2 separate regions of the Mus musculus genome follow, and region 1 is linked to region 2. The links are chromatin loops, found by intact Hi-C in ENCODE. Cell type or tissue: heart. All regions are shown on one strand. Links, peaks and the distances in the headings refer to the core of each region. The heading gives the core; the rest is flanking DNA. Region 1 has its middle 4.7 kb from the start of Ftdc1. Region 2 has its middle 110 kb from the start of 4930461C15Rik.

Evidence for each region. Hi-C counts contacts between places; a loop is a spot of excess contacts. Peaks named below come from ENCODE experiments on the same cell type or tissue, not always from the same donor. Only the 100,000 strongest peaks of a DNase experiment are listed, where the experiment ranks them.
Region 1: it touches region 2 in a loop (5-fold over the local background); 16 of 42 quality-filtered maps call a loop at or near these places.

What each region holds. Positions count from the first base shown.
Region 1 is chr16:58,610,826-58,613,638 of GRCm38, reverse strand. No RefSeq gene overlaps it. Among named protein-coding and RNA genes, the nearest start is that of Ftdc1, 4.7 kb to the left of the region's middle. In heart, for the core only: no CTCF peak of the experiment used is centred there; no DNase peak of the experiment used is centred there.
Region 2 is chr16:58,293,112-58,295,924 of GRCm38, reverse strand. No RefSeq gene overlaps it. Among named protein-coding and RNA genes, the nearest start is that of 4930461C15Rik, 110 kb to the left of the region's middle. In heart, for the core only: no CTCF peak of the experiment used is centred there; a DNase peak (open chromatin) is centred at 1,294.

The sequences.
Region 1 (2,813 bases), core at 38-2,537, 320 kb before region 2:
AGGGTTATTTAGTATACTAAGCATTTCAAGAGGTATCTGCGACCCCTTTCTATGGTCCACAAACACACAGTGACAGTCAAGATTGGGTAAATTCTGAAGTTGGAAGAAGGAATGTGGAGGGTGGATATGATGAAAATATGTTCTATTTGAAATTCTCAAAGGATAAACATTAGGGCAAATTTAAGTACAAGAGATTGCAGCAGAATAAGTGGTAAGACTAAGTATGAATGTTCTGCCCTCATTTGGAAAGGGGGAGGTGTTCTTCATATTAAATGAAGTTTTAAAAGGAGTTTTTCATGCAGAAAGGGTGACCCTTACCTGAAGCGCATAAAGCAAATACTGCCAGGTACTTTTTCAAGGTAGCAGTAAATGTGGCTGGGAATACAGAAGTAATTAACTCACTACAGTCTAGTGCATGACTTCCTCTATTGTTCTGTACCGAGCCAGCCAGCAGCTGCTGCAATAATTTTCAGAAGCAAACAATAAAAGATGCTGTGGTGGTTTTAATATGGTTGGCCCAGGGAGTGGCACTATTAGGTGTGGCCTTGTTAGAGGAAGTGTGCCACTGTGAGGGTTGGCTTTAAGACTCCTTGCTGTGTCGGAGACAGTCTGCTCCTGGTTTCCTTTGGATGAAGATTTAGAACTCTCAGCTCCTCCTACACTATGCCTGCCTGGAAGCTGCCATGCTCCCATCTTGATAACAGGAACCTCTGAACCCATAATCCAACCCATTTTAAATGTTGTTCTTTAAGTGTTGCCTTGGTCATGGTGTGTTGCAGACCGTCCAGCAGCTCGCAAGAAACGGGGTATGGCTAAAGAGGCAGACTCAAGCTGAAAGAGAGGGAACTAGACGGATGAGAGAAAGAATGGAGCTAAGTCAAGACCTTCTGATCAAAGCTCAATTTTAATATCGGAGAACTCGCCTTATAAAGAAGGGGGGGGGGCATTCCCGCCAAATCATCCTTGGAGTCCAGCTGCAGGTGACCACGTGTAGTCTCCAGAACAGCTAGGCTGCAGGTAGCAGCAGCGGCAGTGGCAGAACAATAGGGTGATCCAGGGAGGCAGGCTCCACCCCAGGTGATCTCCTAGTGACCACAAGTCAAGCCTGGCTCAGCCTGCTTCAGGCTGTGGGGGGAGGTTACAATGGTGTCTCTTCATAACAATGGAAACCCTAAAACAGAAGTAAACTTAGGTCAGATTTCTTGGGATTGCTGTGGGTAGAATTATGATTGATCTATCTCTCAGGGCTGATGGGGATAGAGCAGGATAGAATTCTTGGGACTGAGGTGGGTAGTATAGACTAGACCTTCCAGCACTGATGTCCCTAGCTCCACCTGAGACCAAATGGGAACTCTTTATGATTGTGTCCCAGTTCTAAAGCTTACTACCCCAAGCTCATGAGCTTTTACTCCTCTATTGCTTCAGTTTAACCTATAAAATAAAGCTAATATGTCATAAAGCATAGATTAAATACAAGAGAAGTACTTAGAACGGCATTGTCTGGATTATAGATCCTATTTATATACTACTAGTTACAAGCATGGAGGAAGCTGCGATCTAAGAAACATTTCTTGTAAGAAAACAGCACAAGGAAAACAGGGGGACTATCTTAAGGAAAGACAAATCCTGTTTGAACAAGAAGACATGGCTATTAGAATCAGCCATAGACATCTTTCAAAAAGTGAAGATGTTCAATACTCAAACTGCCAGTTAAGCACTCCAGATATCATCTCGGATTCTCAGCCAAAGGGAGAAAAAAAAATGTTCAAAATGTAAACAAATAATCACAGGGAGGGAAAATCTACTTGGACATTCAGAAGGAAATAGGAATTGAAAACAAAATTCATAGTGAAATGTAGCTCATTGGTCATAAAAGCACCCCAGGAAAGTTGAGCAGTGGCCACAAAACTGAGGGACTGGAAACGGCTTTCTCATCAAAAAATAGAATGAAAGAAAAGTCAGAGTTTTGAAATGTAGAAGTAAAAAGTGATAACATTGAGTCAGAAAAAAAGCTATGCAAATATAAGTGATGAGAAAAACCTCCCAAAGCCAGCCATCAACAGAAGGTCACAGTGTTTTAAAGGCATGGTGTGTGCGTGCAGGTCCTTCGCTCCTGTGTGACCTGCTGAGAACAGCCAATATTTTTTTATTAATCATTTCACTTGTTTACATTTCAAATGATATCCCCCTTCCTGATTACCCCTCTACAAACCTCCTATCCCATACCTCTTCTCTCCTTTCCTTTTGCCTCTATGAGGGTGCTCCTCCACCCATTCACCCACTCCCACCTCATCGTTCTAGCATCCCCCTATGCTGGGGCAGCAAGCTGCCTCCCCTCCCATTGATGTAAGATAAGGCCATCCTCTGCTCCATATGTATCTGGAATCATGGCTCCCTCCATGTATACTCTTTAGTTGGTGGTTTAGTCCCTGAGAGCTCTGGGTGGTTCAGTTAGTTCTTCGTATGGGGTTGCAATCCCCTTCAGAGAGCAGCCAATTTTACAGAGAACTTTCTTTGTCAATGGTTGTCATGAGGAAGGGTCCCCCCACCCCCCACCCCCATCACTGATGGTGTCCTGTAGTGAGCTTGGCATATTCTCCATTTACATCTTTTCCCTAACCCTTCTGTGCCTCTGTGAACTTGCCTCTGCCTTATAGATTACTGGTGTTCACTAGTCTGCAAGTCACTCTGAGTAAAGGCCTCATCTTTATACTCATCAGTAGTTCTTATTGAATCTCATACTTCTTCAGGTTGTAGGTATCTCCATTAAGAGCCAGGTGTGGTGACATGGACCTGAGAGGGTGGGGCAGTAA
Region 2 (2,813 bases), core at 10-2,509:
AGAATATTCGATCCCAATGAGTAATAGGCATGAGCCACCTGATGTGGGTGCCGGGAACAGAACACAGGTCCTCTGAAAAAGCAGCAGGGACTTTTAACTGCTGAGCCCTCTCTCCAGCCCCTCAAATGTGTTTTTAGTGAACCTTAGGATGGAATGCTTCATGAGGGGATTCCTTAAATAGCTTTGTGGTCATGCCACTGCACTGAGTAAGGATTTTCAGCAGTATAGTGAAAAGGCTGAAAGATTAGCATATAAAACTACTTAACCCAGAATTGTGCAGAACAGGAATTAATTATCAGAGTTGGAATGGAATGGTATTTGTTTGGTAGGATGGGGCTCTAGTGTGCTTCTCTGTTGCTGTGATAAAACACTGGCTAGAAAAACTTGGAAGAAATATTTATTTAGCTTACAGATTACAGCTCATCATTAGAGAAGCCAAAGTAGGAACTCAAATTAGATGCTTGGAGCTGAAATAACGAAAGAATGTTTCTTTCTGACTTGCTTTCCCTGACTTGCTCAGTCTGCTTTCTTATACAGCCTAGGGCCAGGGATTACATCACTTACTGTGGGGGCTGGGCCCTCCCATGTCAATCATGAATCAAGAAAACTCCCCATAGACAGTCCCACAGGCCAATGTGAAGAGCTTACACCTCAGCCATGGGCCCCTCTTGCAGATGTCTCTAGTTAATATCAAGGTGCCCCAAACTAACCAGAACAGTATTTTCTTGGAACAATGTTGCTGCTGCTTTTAAGCTCTATTTTCTGAATTGAAAGAGATGCTCTCTCTTTTCCTTAGGCTGTATGTGACACATACCACTTAGGTAGATTGTACTCGTACAATCAGAAATAAAGCAAGCCTTCTTTGAAAATTTTGCACTGTCTTCAGAATTCCAATCTGTCTGTCCTCTGGGCTCAGGAAGTGGGTTTATAGTCTCCAAATATTAATGTGTGTCATTGTTTTTGTAGATAACCCTCTCATTAAATGCTTGGCTGCTTGTACCATCTAGGAAATAGCCTCTAGTACCAAGTCTCAACAGATGGTTCAGCTGTCCCAGATTATAAAACAAGGTGACAGCATTTGAAATAGACTTCTATTTTTCAAGAACAGTGCTTCTGCTCTGCCCTCCCTGCCGAAGAACAAGAGGAGGAACTAGCATGCTTCCTCTTTGACCAAACCAGGGTCTTTCAAGCCCCCGACTCTCCTCCCTTCAACACCTCTACATCAGCCAGTGCTAAAAATAAATCTTAGCAAGTTGGTTTAGCCAGAACCTTTGCCCTGGAAAGTTGGTCAAATTCCTCACTCCTCTAGATGTTCCAACTCCTGACATCCTCTGTGATGGCTTGGCAGCAATTCTTGCAAAAGTAGAAGAGGATACGTAGGGTCACACCACTCATTTATCTCTCCTCTGTTCCCTTACTTGCCCCTTAAAAGGCACTTGACTTTTATTCTTGCTCTCCTCTGGTATAATTTTCCTATTAAGTGTATTTTTCTGAAAATGAAAGACAAGAAGGAAATTGTTTGAAAAATTCGCTTTGGTCTCATAATGGCTCCATATCCAAGAAGAAGAATCATGCCCTTCATTTCCCTGACAAAAACAATGAAAGGAAAAATATAATTAGATCCAAACCATGACTTGTATTTCAGGAAGTTTTTGTGGTAATGATAAAACTTAAGTTCACGATAATGATTATTTGTATTTTCAAACTTCTGTGAAATACTTCACATTTTTCAAAGTACACATACACCAAAAGGCAGGAAGAACCACATGAGAAGTGTTCTGGTCCGTGCTTAGCAGCTGCCTAAGACCAGGTGACATCTAGAGGTTCCTGGGGGCTTCTCTCTGGTGCCTTTTGGAGGGCTTGTCCTAGAGAAAAGTAGCCACCTACGGAACCTCAAGTTCACCACAAAAGAGAAGACCCAGGCGAGTTCTGTGGTAGACGCTGTCCTCCAGGTAAGGGAGCAGACACACAGGACACCTGCAGGCCAGTTCATGCTTCAGATGGCCGAGAGAGCATTATGGTTCCTTCAGATGGCTGAGATAGCATTATGGTTTCTTCAGATGGCCGAGAGAGCATGATGGTGCAAATAAGAACTGCCTAGCTGGGCACTTTGTGATTCCTTACCCACACGCTGGTGAGCAGAACAAAGTGATGGTTGTTTTAAACTAGTATTTTTACACAGTTGGCCATGTAGGAATGGAACTATAATAGGAAGAAGACAACATTTTTAGAGGAGGCACTTGAATAGATTATAAATGTGACAGAAGAATGAGAGATAGAGTATGGACTGAGAGTCCTTTTGGAAAACCATTCCTTCTTTCAGGGGAACAGAAAAGTGGGTTGAAGGGCCAAAATGGAGAGAAAATATGTAGATGGGCTTGACTACATTAAAATTTGAGGGTTCTGAAATCAACACTTATGTCCATAAAAGAGCTTAAACACAAATATCCACCAAACTGGAAACAGCTCAAATATCCACTAACAGGAACATATTTTAAAACCTGTATTATTTAAAAGAAACAATTTTCTTCAGTGGCAAAGTGAAGGATTTGTAATAGCTTTGCCTTGTTTAATATTCATTTTATCTTTTATAAAAGAAAGAATATATTAATAAAAATACAACAGATGGGAATGAACAAAACAAAAATTCAAGTCATTTACAGTGTATTCCACTTGAGCTACTTTTAAAAAAAAAGTGATTTCCCTAGAGAACGAAGAGCTGAGAAAATGAGAATATGAGAAAATGAGAAAATGACCTCTGAGAGATAAGCCTTCACATACATAAACAACATTCTGCTTGGCACATCACGGGC